Regions from separate parts of the Homo sapiens genome. Here region 2 is linked to region 1. The links are chromatin loops, found by intact Hi-C in ENCODE. Cell type or tissue: sigmoid colon. All regions are shown on one strand. Links, peaks and the distances in the headings refer to the core of each region. The heading gives the core; the rest is flanking DNA. Region 1 holds the start of EXT2 (exostosin glycosyltransferase 2). Region 2 overlaps ALX4 (ALX homeobox 4).

The links. A loop is a pair of places that touch in the nucleus more often than their neighbours do. Peaks named below come from ENCODE experiments on the same cell type or tissue, not always from the same donor. Only the 100,000 strongest peaks of a DNase experiment are listed, where the experiment ranks them.
Region 2: it touches region 1 in a loop (2.1-fold over the local background); 9 of 110 quality-filtered maps call a loop at or near these places.

Annotation. Positions count from the first base shown.
Region 1 is chr11:44,091,614-44,098,483 of GRCh38, reverse strand. EXT2 (exostosin glycosyltransferase 2) reads right to left here and starts at 2,806. Exons shown (of 14, transcript NM_207122.2): 1 at 2,632-2,806. RefSeq lists an enhancer at 1,850-1,899 and a silencer at 2,320-2,939. In sigmoid colon, for the core only: CTCF peaks have their summits at 2,864 (motif pointing left) and 4,034 (motif pointing left); DNase peaks (open chromatin) are centred at 2,273, 2,833 and 4,033; H3K4me3 peaks cover 1,486 bases; H3K27ac peaks cover 1,004 bases.
Region 2 is chr11:44,283,453-44,290,322 of GRCh38, reverse strand. The region is part of intron 1 of ALX4 (ALX homeobox 4); the gene reads left to right. Among named protein-coding and RNA genes, the nearest start is that of ALX4, 23 kb to the left of the region's middle. RefSeq lists enhancers at 2,771-3,743, 3,744-4,717. In sigmoid colon, for the core only: CTCF peaks have their summits at 3,642 and 3,847 (motif pointing left); a DNase peak (open chromatin) is centred at 3,861.

The DNA.
Region 1 (6,870 bases), core at 1-5,000:
TGACCTCAGGTAATCCACCTACCTCAGCCTCCCAAAGTGCTGAGATTACAGGATTGAGCCACCGTGCCCAGGCTGCACCCCTGCCTTTATAAACCTGTGCTATACTGGACCCCTTTTGTAAAACTGCCAGCCTAGACTGAAGTGACAGTGCTCCCGACTCAGGACACTCCAACCTCACCCCTGTAACACACAGAACCAATCCTCCCAAAACAGTTTTCACATGCCAAAGCACAGAGAGATGGAGTATCTCCAAACCATCATCCGAGGAAACAAGTCATAATCTCTCTGTCCAGTGAGACTGCTCCCTACCACCAAGAAGTTAAAATCCCCGGAAGATGACAGACTGAAAGGAATCTTCTACTAATGAAGGTTTATTCCATACAATACCATAACCTGGATCAAAACAAGAATTTCAGCCCTACAAACTTTATCACCTTGAAACACATCAAACCTGCCCCTGCAAAACACTGGAATCATCTGGCTAGCTGTCAAGCACTGAGTCACTGGAAAAGTCTTTTAACCCCAACCTATTGTGAGGATGAGATGCATTTTCTGTTCCTGGAATTATTTATTCCTAAAATTTGCCTGAATAATCTTTCCTTGGTGCTTCAGGTTATAGCCAATCCACTTAGTCCAATGTTTTCAGTCACAGTCTCTTGTCGTTTCAACCTTTTTATTTTTATTTTATTTATTTATTTATTTATTTATTTATTTATTTATTTTTTGAGATGGAGTCTTGCTCTGTCACTCAGGCTGGAGTGCAGTGGCACAATCTCAACTCACTACAACCTCAGCCTCCCAAGTAGCTGGGATTACAAGCGTGTGCTACCACACCCAGCTAATTTTTTTGTATTTTTAGTAGAGACAAGTTTTCATCATGTTGGCCAGCTGGTCTTGAACTCCTGGCCTCAAGTGATCCACCCACCTCGGCCTCCCAAAGTGTTGGGATTACAGGCGTGAGCCACCGCGCCTGGCCTCTTCTTAACCTTTTTAGAAAGGGCCTTACAGCTGAACTCCTGGGGCCACTGCCACACTGGATCTTAACCCAACCATTCCGAAAAACAGAGGAACCAAATATAAGCAAAAGCAAAAAAAGCCACAATTCATTGCCTTACTTGATAGGATTCTTTATAATTAAAGTTATGTTATGGCTAAATGCCCCTAAAAATTATTTTCAATTAAAAACAATGCCCTTTTAATCATGGGAATTATACCATAAGACAATGTGTGTCATTACATAATTAATATGTAAATCTTACTAAGCACTTACTACATGCCAGGGTCTGTTTTAAGCACTTTATAGTGTTAACTTATTTAATCTTCATAACAGCACTATAAGCCAAGCTATTATTACCCTCATTTTACAGATGGGGATAGTACAACAGAAAGTTTAAGTACCTGGCCCAATATTACACAACTGGAAATGCCAAAGCTAGGATTCACAGCATGGCAGTCTGGCCCCAAAACTGATTATCCATTCATACCCTCACATGCAACCAGGAAGTCGGGGAAAGTGAATGATGGAAACTGAATCATCTATTTTATTACAGTGAATAGCCTTTGAGTTCTGAAAGTTACAAACTAAGTCCAGTTAAAGTACATAGAGCACTTACCTGACTTACAAGAAGTTAAGACTTACAAGAATTTAAATGTACATATTTCAAGACCATATCTTCACATAAATAAGTCAAGAACCTTTCTAGATTAGCATTGCCCAATCAGTAACACCAAGCAATTCTTTGATTCTCAAAATTGTGTGTTTAGATCTGGTTCCCACCGAATGTAACAAAGCCCCAAACACCTCTGGACTTCAAGTTGAAGCCCAGAGCCAGTGTGCTTCTGGCCACCTAGTCCCGAGACTAACATGCCCCTGGCCCCGGCCCGACACACCCCCGGGCCACCTAGTCCCTGGCCTAACATGCCACCAGCAATCTAGTCCGCAGTCTAACATACTCCTGCCCCGTCCTGACAGGCCCCCGGCCACCCAGTCCCCTGCCTAACACGCCCCCAGCCACCTAGTGCCTGGCCCAACATGACCCCGGCCACCCAGTCCCCGGCCTAACACGCCCCCGGCCATCTAGTTCCCGGTCACCCAGTCCCCGGCCTAACACGCCCCCGACCACCCAGTCCCCGGCATAACATGCCCCTGGCCCCTTCCCTACCTCGTCCCACGGCTTCTGGCACCGCAAGGGATGCCGCAGGCCACCACCGGACCCTGAGGCGCAGGACATCCCCCTGGGAGGAATCAGATCCCTGTGGCTGGCGGGAAGGTGGCAGCAGGAAGGGAGGGGTCACGGCGGAGGGCGGAGGGCGGGTCGCAGGAGGAAAGGAAGGAGCGGACTGGGGGCGAAGGTTGGCTAGGAGAACAGGTGGGTACCAAGATGCTGAAAGCGCGGCCGCCGCCGGAGGAGAAGGAGAAGCAGGAGTGGAAATCGGAGCGCTCCAAAAGCGGGCAGTCATTGTCACAGCCCCGGCGGGGCTGGGGGTGGCCTCTCGCAGCCCACGGGCCTCCACGGAGCCTCCGCGCGGCCGCGCTCCCTCGGCCCTTGTCCCGACCCAGCAGCGGCCCCCGGAGGCCCGAGCCCTCGCTTCAGCGCCCGCCCGGCCGCCGCCCTGGAGAGCCGCGCTTACCTCGGCCACGGCTGCCTCCCGCTCGGCCCCGAGCTTGGTCACCGGCTCATGCCGCGGGGCGCGGGCCACCTCCGCCCAGGTCGGATCGGTCCGAATCGCCAGCCGCCACTGCCAGGGCCGAGTCTGGGCTGGCGAGCAGCGAGCGAGGGGCCGGTAACCGGGATCCGGGCCGTCTGACACCGAGCGCACTGCGCATGCGGGAGCTGCCGGGCCGCGCCTCCTGCTGGACAGGAGGAGTCCGAGCACCGCTGCAGTGTTTTCCCAGGCAGGCGCGCTCAGGCTCCGCAGTGAAATGCTCAGACAGCCTCATTCATAATTAAAGAATCCTTAAACCCAAACGAGACACCACGCGTTGCTTATAAAACTAACAAATATGTAGACGTTTTATTATAATCAGTTCTGGTGAGCGTATAACATTCCTGGAGGGCAATTTGGTACTATCCATCAAACGGAAAATGCTGGTACCCTTCATTCCAACAAGCTCTCTGTACGGAGTTTGCCCTATGGATATTCTCAACAATGTTTGTCAAAAAGTTCCATGACAGCATTCTTTCTAATCATAGCGAAATGCTAGACACAATCGAAATAAATTATGGAATTTGATTGATTTGAGTAATGTGAGATAGTGCAATATATTTGGGTAAGGAAATATCTCCAAGATATTAGTTAAGATCAAAGCGTAGTCCAAAACAGCGGGCAAGTCACTTTTAGGTAAACTATGCATATGCAAAAACAAGAGGGAGAAATATATAAAGTAGGTGCTTATATTCAGGCATGTGTATAACTTTTTTCTGGAAGGAATGCAAGAAGAAATGAACAGCTTCAGGTGGAGTAGTTGTCGAGGCGGAAATGGAAGCATTTATGGCGAGGAAAGGTGGCTCACGCCTGTAATTCCAGCATTTGGGGAGGCCTAAACGAGAGGATCGCTTGAGCCCAAGAGTTTGAGACCAGCCTGGGCAGCAGAGCAAGACCCCATCTCTACAAAAAATAAAAAGTTAACTAGGCATCGTAGCACACGCTTGTAGTCCCAACTACTTAGGAGGCAGAGGCAGGAAGATTGCTTGAGCCCAGGAGGTCAAGGCTGCAGTGGGCCGTGGTCGTGCCACTGCACTCCAGCCTGGGTGATAGAGCAAGACCCTGTCTCCAAAAAAAAAAAAAAAAAACGCATTTTTGTTTTGTATCTTTCTCTATTATTTACATGATTTAGCCCTATCCATGCACACTAAAACCGCTGTCATAAAGCAGTAAGTGGAAACTAAAAAATTAAATTAAAATTCAGAGCGATGTTATTGAGAGGTTAATGAAATGACCCCTGGGCCTGCGATGTTGGTTTGGTAGAGTTGTGGGTCTGGCTACAGGATCCAAATCCCTTCTGGTCCCAGATGTACTTTGGCGCCATCTGGTGGAAGTTGTCACTGATAGCTTAAATATTCAAAGTGATGATTCTGAGACTAGATACCTACAGAGGCTTCCGGCAGCAACCTCGATTCCAGGGATATTTTTGTGAGTTAATGCCTGCTTGTCACAGATCTAGGGAGATTGGGATGAGGACATTCTGGGGATGGGACACTCATGTTCTGCTTCCCCACATCCAAGGGGGCATTGCTCTGCTTTCCAAATCAAATCCCCCCTGCAAATGATACAAAATGTAGCACACACCCACCCCATTTGAGAACTGGATGGGTGGAGAGCAGTGACAATCACCACTGGAACTGTATCCAAATTTATCTTATCCCAGGGAATATTGTTTTCACTTTTTGAAATAAGTCAACAATAGCTATCTGGTCTGGAAGATTGTGGCCTCTTTTTTTCTTCTCCATATTTATCTGTATTTTAAACATGTATGTTTTTAATTAATCCTTTGTTCTTTTATAAAATGAGAATTTGCCGTGTTAAAGAACTGTGTGAGGCACAGCCTCACACAATGCTGCCTATCTTCTTCATTTTTTATAACCTTAAACTTGCCTAATGCCTGGCATATAGTTAATTGCTCAATAAATAGTTGTTGAATGGAGAAAGGATGCCTAGACACTGGGAGGAGCTAACTAGAAATAAGACAATAAGATTATTCAAAGGAGAAGGTAAAAAGTGGCATAGAAGCATATAAACAAAATGCTACAGAATTCAAAAAAAAAAAAGAGGTGACATCCAGTTGGAAAAATCTAGGAAGAGTTCAATCAACAGTTGATATCTTTGTTTATCCTGGAGGACACTTAGTATTTTGACAAGCAGAGAGGTGAAAAGGGCATTCAAGGCAGAGAAAGAAAGTCATGAGCATGTGTTAAAGAAGGAAAAGCAGCTGGGCAGAATGGCTCACATCTGTAACCCCAGCACTTTGGGAGGCCGAGGCAGGAGGATCACTTGAGACCACAAGTTCAATACCAGCCTAGGCAAAAAAGTGAGACCCCCATCTCTGCAAAAAAAAAGAGTAATAAATAAAAATAAAGAAGGAAAAGCAATCAGAAAGAGCAAGTGTTTTTCAATCCAGTGTGGCTACATTTCTAGGCATAGAAACCATGCAAGTGAGGGAGGTGGGAAAATATAGAAGATGTGAAATTAGAAGCTACATGATGCGAAAGTATCCAAGGATGACTTCAGGGAGGAGTGGGAAATAAATTATAAGCCAGGACCTGAAGTTTCTGAGAAGGCAGAAAAGCGTCTTAGTAGCTGGTGGTTGAAGGAGGAGAGGTTGTAGAAAGATACTGCTTTACTGAATTTGAAGTTACAGGGCAAAGCAAAGATTACACAGATACCCCCTTACCCAGTGAGTCAGGAAATATGAAAGTCAGGATTAGAAAGGGAATGGCTTTCGTGGAAAATAGTGTCATCAGGGGAAAGTGAGTTTCCAATTAGGAGAAAGAGCTGGTGTAGGGTTGAATCCCATATTTAGCACTTCCTCTAAATACAGTTGATTCTTGAACAACACAGGTTTAAACTTTGCAGATCCACTGCTGTGCAGATTTTTTTTCAACAAAAGTTACACCAAGTGTGCCTGCCTCTCCAGCTTCTCTTTCCACCTCTGCTACCTATTCTGCCTCTGCCACTCCTGAGACAGTGAGACCAACCCCCCTTCCTTCTCCTCCTTGGCCTACACAACATGAAGATGAGGAGGATGAAGATCGTTATGACTTCCACTTAATGAATAGTAAATATATTTTTCTTCCTCCTGACTTTCTTAATAACATTTTCTTTTCTCTTGCTTACTTTATTGTAAGAATACAGTATTTAATATATATAACATATAAAATATGTTTAATAGACTATTTACATTATCAGTAAGGTGTCCAGTCAACAGAAGGCTATTAGTAGTTAAGTTTTGGGGGAGTCAAAAGTTATACATCATTTTTCAACTGCTTAGGGGATTGGCACCCCAACCCCCACATTATTCAAGAGTCTACTGTAACAGAGATATCCAAGAATGGAAAAAGGCATATTCTCTAAAGAAAAGGGCTCCATAATATAATTGATCTGTGGGACCTTAGGTTGGCTCAGCTTAAAACAGCACTGGCAGGCAGCATGGTAGGCTAAAAAACACCTAACCAGGTGAAATATAAGGAATACCTTCTCAAGTGAATAGCTGAGCTTACGCACAAAAAAAAGGAAGGAAAACATCCAAAGTCAAAAATGAAGCTTAAATAATAGAAATGACATTGAAGCTACAACTATCTTGGGCATACAAGGCAGGAAGCTGATACAAAGAAACCCATAAAGCTAGGATCTTAAAGAATTACACCCAACAGGGAATACTGGAAAAAATTTGCTCAACATCCACCAAAGAAACTTACCTGTCTTGTCCAGGGAATGGAAAAAGAAGAGAGTCTCACTGATGATCTTTAACACGCATATCTTAGTCAGTTCGGGCTGCTATAACAAAAATACCACAGACTGGGTGGCTTAAACAACAGGAATTTATTTCTCCCAGCTCTAGAGGCTAGGAAGTCCAAGATCAAGGTGCTGGCCAATTTGGTTCCTGATGAGGGCTCTTTTTCTGGTTTGCAGAGGGTTACCTTCTTGCTATATTCTCATATGGTGGAGAAAAAGACCTTTCTGTGTCTCTTCTTGTCAGGGCACTAATCCTACTCATGAGGATTCCACCCTCAAGACCTAATTACATCCCAAAGGCCCCACCTCCAATAATCATCACACTGGGGATTAGGACTTCAACATATGAAGGAGGTGTGGGAGGGGATGAACATTCAGTTCATAGCAATCAAGCTTTATGACCATCTGGGGTTTGAA
Region 2 (6,870 bases), core at 1,065-6,064, 190 kb before region 1:
CCAAAGACTTCTCAATCATTTCATTTTGCCTCGTGCAGGATCTAAGCTCCTCCATCTCGCCAGCCTCTGGATGAAAGTGATATTACAGTGTCTTGGTGAAGGTGGTGGAGCTGCAGGATTCTTTCTGCTACAGAAGGGAAACAGAGGCTTGGGGGAATTAAGTGAGAGATGTCTTGGGACACGCCCAGGGCCACATGGTTTAGGGGGCTTGAGAGGGACAATGGGCAGACAGACCACAGGGCTGGATGCAGGAGGTGCAGGGTTCAAGTCCTGGCCCTTCCATTATCAGGCAGTATGACCTTGCTCTGGGCCTCCGCATCTTGGCTGTGAAGGGAGGGTCTGGTCCAGTGGGGTCTCTGAACCCTGCGGACGTATTGCTGGGATAGGGGAGAGCATGGGAGACTCTGTTTCTCTGGCAGTGGGTCCTGCCGGGGACAGGGTCTCATCCAACCACCCACGCCATGAGATGGAGCTTGGGGATGGGACGAGGAGCCGGGAAACTTCTAGCCTCCTTGAGGAGAGAAGCTGACAGGGGCACTTAGAGCCCAGACTGAAGCTGGAACACCCATCCCACCCCAGGAGGCATCAGGAAGTGATCTCCAAGTGTTAGATCATACATGGGCTTCTCATGGAGACCCTGAAGCTTGGTTTACCCTAGTCCTTTGAGATAGAAATGACCCCAGTGGCTCAGCAATGCCCCCTTAGAACAAAATGAAGCCTGCCTGACCCCTCCATGTTAGAAAGATAACTCATCACCACCTTGAAAGGCAGTGGACTTGGCATGGGACCATCCAGTCTGCCCCTCCTAGCTATGTGATCTTGAGCAAGTTATTCATCTTCACTGGACCTCAGTTTTCTCATCTGTGAAACAGAGATACCAACACTGACCTCATGGGATCTGGGGAGGGTCAGAGGAGATAGTGGGTGGGTCAGGGCAACACGAATACAAGGCATTACATTATTGCTGTCATGGTTGTAATCAGCCCTGGTTGGAGAGCTCCTGTCTAAGGAGCTTGGTAATTTGGGATTTGCCCTATTTGGGGTGAGGGGATGGTATCTTGGTATCTTGTTTTACCATAAAATGCAACATGCCTTGCCGAGCCTTCCTTGACTGGCAATACCCAATTCAAGAGCCACTCCATTGCAGAGGCCTTCTCCGACCTTTTCAACCAAAATTGACCGCTCCTTTCTGTGGGCCCTGCCGTGTCTGGGAAACAAGACTTTTGCCCTGGGGACCCTGGAACACTTGACCGTGCTTGTCCCTCATGCATCTCTTCCACTAGGCCATGATTCCTAAGGGAAGCTCTGAATGAATCAGTAAGGCAAGACACAGGGTGGGGGAGAGAACAGGAAAGACAAATTCCAGACACAAGCTGGGGGATGGAGGGGACCCAGGCCTTGGCAGAGGGGCCATGGGGGCTGAGGGCTGGACAAAGTTTAGGGTTCTTTCTTTCCACCATTTCTTTTTTTTATACAAGGAAACTTTACTCATTTGGACTAACTGTAGGACAGTTGAAATTACAGTAGACTCAAAAATTAAAGTACTTTTTAAACTTTTAAGTTCCAACAGTAGCTTGACCTTGGTCTCCTACAGCTCTCAGAAGAGCTGCTTAAAGGAGCCCCATGTTCTAATTGGGTCACAGTGGCTTCCACGGGAGTGAGGGCTTCCAGAGGGCTGGGGAGCAATGTGTGCTCCCAGAGTTGGCATTTGTCTTGTGATTTTTATTGCAACGTACAAGGCCCCTTGTAGAATTATGAATGGTGGTGGTGATGAGGGGAAGGCGGGGAGGTTGCCAGGTAAACTCATCCAGGTCCTGTTCAAATGATTACATATGCCAGCTTCACAAGAGGGGTTCCTAGGGAAGGTGCCTTCTTTCCATTAGTCCACATACCTTTTCTTTTAAAAACCTTTTTATTTTGATACAGTATTACACTTAAAGTTATAAGTGGACTACAAAGAATTCCCAGATGCCTTTTATGCTGACTCCCCAAATGGTGATGTTTTGCCATATTTGCATTATTTTCAATCTCTCTGGGTCTCTCTCTGTGTCTCTCTCTGTGCATATGCTCTGTTTATGTATGTATTGATATACATGCATACGATATACAGCTGTATCATTTAACAGTAAGTTGCAGGCTGGGCGCAGTGGCTCATGCCTGTAATCCCAGCACTTTGGGAGGTCGAGGAAGGTGGATCACCTGAGGTCAGGAGTTCGAGACCAGCCTGGCCAACATAGGGAATCACTTGAACCCGGGAGGCAGAGGTTGCAGTTAGTCAAGATTGTGCCACTGCACTCTAGCCTGGGCAACAGAGCAAGACTTTGTCTAAAAACAAACAAACAAAAAAAGAGTAAGTTGCAGACATATGACTCATATGCCTCTTTGCCTCTAAGTACTTCAGTGTGTGTAGGCCCTGAAACAAGGCACTGGTCCACATCTGAGGTCCCAGATGGTCAATGAAGTTGATCTTCAGCAGAGCAGTTTGATCAGGGGCAGCCTTGAAGGTTGTTGCAAGGGGGCCAATCTCTTGAGGCAGCTGAGAGCAGCCATTCTCCTGTGACTTCCTCCCTTCCTCCTTGACCCTGTCTCCTGTCTGCCTGTCCCAGTCCCACCCACAGCATCCACCCCAGGAGGGCCCAGTAGGCATGCTCCAGGCATGAGATTCAAGTCTCAGCTCTGCCTCTTACCAGTTTTTTGTTTTCTTTTCTTTTCTTTTCTTTTTTTTTTGAGACAGGTCTCTGCCTCTGTCACCCAGGCTAGATGGAACTCTGGGGTCAAGTGACTCTCCCACCTCGGCCTCCCAAAATGTTGGGATTACAGGCATGAACCACCACCCCTGGACCTTCTTAACAGTTATTGATTCTTAGCAAGGCATTTACCCCCTCTGGCCTCAGTTTCTGGGGCTATAAAATGGAAACCTGGCGGTTGTAAAGAGGCTGGAACCCTACTGGTGGCATAATAGATGCCCTAGTACTTTGTAAAGTACAAAGCCCAGTTCCTGGTTTTGTTTAGTTTGTTTGTTTGTTTTTTGTTTTTGCGAGAGCCCAGCATTAATCCCTTTTCGTTCCTGGACTCTGGGAAGCCCACTCCATCTCTAGACTAAGAGAAAAACAGTCCTCCCCACTCACCCCTGCCATTGCAGGAAGAACTGAGAGAGCTTCTGTGTGAGGGCGGAGCAGTGGAGGACGGGGTGGCAGACCCTGCCTCGGCGGATGCCTGCCTCGGGAAGAACCCACGGGGAAGCTGGTAACAAGTCTGCCAGCCACATGGAAAGCCGCTGGGCCAAACGACAGGGGTGTCCTAGGGAGCTTTTGCAAGGCAAAGGCTTTTGCAAGTTAGTCAGTTTCCTGAGCACCCACTGTGCGCCACCCTCTCTGGAGGGCCAAGGAATCCCCATGGGTCTCCAAAGGGAGGCCACTTAAGGAATGAAAAAGAGCCCAGGTCTCAGCCTGTCTGTCACTCAGTCACTAGTGACACTGGTGGGTCCCTTCTCTCGGCGCCTCACTTTGACCGTCTGTCCAATGAGGATGCTGGGGCCACAGTGTGGGAATTCTGAGGAGACTGGAATGAGGCAGGAATGTGAAAATACCCAGAACTAGGGGAGGAAAGACCCCTGCAAGGAAGGCCAGCGACCCGCCCCATCCATCTCTTTGTCCCTTGTAGTGCTGGAATGGTGGCAGACGCGTAGTAGGGCTGAATTACTGCTTGAGTGGCAAATCCTCCCAGCTAGGACCTGGGTCTTCAAACAAACGTCTAGAAACCTCATTAGGCACTGGGGCCCCAGGATCATCACCTTCCGTCCAGTGACTTTATTGGAACTGCAGTGCCTCCTGGTGGCCAGCATGCACAACTGCAGTCTTGATCTTGGCCTGCTGGGAGTTGGGCCCTGGAACCTGAATGCTTAGCCTTCTGGGTAAGCAGCCAGGGCCGGGGACTCCTCTTCAGTCTTGGCTTCCCACAGGGCTGTGCCCCTCCATCTCCTCTTCTCATACCCCTCCCTGGCAGGAATTCATGCAATGTTGTTGAGCTGAGCAAACAGAAGGCAAGAGGTTTGTCCAGGGCCAGGGAGCTGCCGGGGTCATCTTTGGTCCTTCCTGCCCTGCGCTGTGGCTGGTTTCCTCGACCCCCCTCATCCTGAAAGGTCCCTTCTTCCGACTCCATGCAGCAGCCTCCTGACACAAGCAGTGTGTGCAGGGGACCAAGGACCTCCTGTGTCTGGAGCCCAGCTCCAGGGCCTGGGGCCTTTTCCTGCAGACACACTGGCCACCCTCAGCTGTGCCTGCAGAGCTGCCCCAGCCAAACCAGAGGCAGAAGGAGCCCAGAGGAGTCTCCCTCAACCCAGGCACACACAGGCATTTGCATTAATTCCAGGGGTGTGTCCTGAGCCCTTACTCACACGAGGCCCAGGCCCCAGCAGTACATCTGGGAGGCCCACTCTGACCAGCTCACAGTCTAGGGAGGGAGCAGGCCCATGAGCCGGTGCTGTAAAGCAGGGGATTCAGTGTTTAAGAGGCAAGGGAGGTCCTGGAGGAAGAAGGGTGGCCCTTGGCTGAGCTTTGAAAGCCCAGGAGAGGGAATTCACAGCAGAAGAAAACAAAAAATAAAATGTTCCATAGTTAAAAAATAAAAAAAAAAAAAGGAAAGACAAGATCTCACTTTCATCCATCGTGCTGGCAAAGATTTTAAAAACACTATAATGACCATTATTGGCTCTGAAGTGGGAGGGGACACCGTGGTAGCTGAGGACATTACATGTTTCTGGAAGACAACTTGGCCGTGTTTCTCAGAGACCCTCAGATATGTGGATAATTGAACTTCATATTTCTAGTTCTTGGAGCTTCTCCTAAGGGAATCGCCATGCATGTATTGAGAGATTTAAATCACAGACCTGCTATGATTTCAAACAAGTAGAAACCTGTGAGCCCAACAGAAAAGGATGGATTAAATAAAATAGTGATTGTTCTCGCTACGTAACCATTAAGGATGGTGTGGTAGAAGAATATAGAACAGCATGGAAAGGGGTACGGAATATGGTTAGATTTTACTAAAATGTTTATAGGCTGGGCACGGTGGCTCACGCCTGTAATCCCAGCACTTTGGGAGGCCCAGGAAGGCAGATCATCTGAGGTCAGGAGTTCGAGACCAGCCTGGCCAACATGGCGAAACCCTGTCTCTACTAAGAGTACAAAAATTAGCCGGGCGTGGTGCTGGGTGCCTGTAATCCCAGCTACTCAGGAGGCTGCGGCAGGAGAATAGCTTGAACCGGGGAGGCGGAGGTTGCACTGAGCCAAGAGTGCACCACTGCACTCCAGCCTGGGCGACAACAGCGAGACTCCATCTCAAAAAAAAACACAAAAGTTTACAAAGTAATGTTTTCTCTGTGTGTGTTTGTGTGTGTGTGTGTATGTGTATGTGTGTGAGTGATTTTCTTTTGGTCTGTCTTGATTTTTTTTTAATCTTCCATATAGAACATAGATTACATTTGTAATGCGAAAGAAAAGTCACAAAAGTTACAGAGAAAGCTATCCAGGTGAAAGTAGTAGTTAGCCACAGACAGGAGAGGCAGAGAGACATGCTAGGTAGAAGGAAGGGTGCCCGCAGGAGTGCGGAAGCCTGAAGATACTCGTGCAGTGCGCTGCAGAGCGGAAGCAGGTCTCTGAACCTCAAGCTAGATGGAAGGCTGGCGTGTAAGTCCGTGAGTCTGGTGGGGACCAGTCCTGCCTTCGGGACCCTGAATGCCACATAAGCCTGATGTACAGGGTTGGCAGATTTAGCAAAAAGCAAGCAAGCAAACAACAAAACCAGGTTACTCAGTCAAATCTGCATTTGAATAATGAATAATTTGTAGGATAAAAGTATTTCTTGTGCCATATTTGGGATATACTTATATTGTTTAAAGTGTTAACTGTTTATCTAAAATTCCAGTTTAACTGAGTCTCTCCAAGTGGTGCTTGTCTCTTGCTTCCCATAATCCCACAGCACAGAGCCCAGCCCGCTCTCAGAGCATGCACCATCCAGGATTCTAATCACTGCTTTCAGATATTTCAACCTGTTCCTGGGAAAACAAATAGAAAATTAATTCAGACCAGCCCCGCCCCGCCCCCCAAAAAAAGAAAAGAAACAAAATTAACCCATAGACCCATATTGCCACTTCTGGAAACTTGTAGTATTTTCTGAGGACAAATGCTCCACTCCCTTCCTCTTTTTGATCAAAATGAGATTTATTTGATATAAATTGAACATCTTTGCATGTGTTAAAACGCTATCCTTTCTTAGCATCATCTCATTCATTTGTTCATCAAATGTTTACTGAGCATCTACTGCATGCCAGCTATGATACTAGGTGTTACACAGCAGGGTAAACAAAGCACACATGTTCAGATATATTCCCTGCTCCATGGGAGGGAGAGAGAGAGAGACAATAAACAAGGGGAAAACAGAAGAACAAATAAATACCTAATATTGGCGCGGTGGTCCATGCCTGTAATCCCAGCACTTTGGGAGACCAAGACGGGTGGATCATTTGAGGCCAGGAGTTCAAGACCAGCCTGGGCAACATGAGGAAACCCCGTCTCTACTAAAAATACAAAAATGAGCGGGGTGTGGTGGCCCATGCCTGTAGTCCTGGCTACTCAGGAGGCCGAGGTCCGACAATCGTTTGAATCTAGGAGGTGAGGTTGCAGTGAGCCGAGATCGAACCACTGCACTCCAGCCTGGGTGGCAAAGCGAGACTCTGTCTCAAAAAAAGAAACAACGTGCAGAATAAAGACTATCAGGAAGGATCTTCCATTTATGGAAATATCATCCTTTATTTAACCAATCCCCTATTGTTGAATATTTTGATTACTGTCGGTTTTCCTACATATTAAA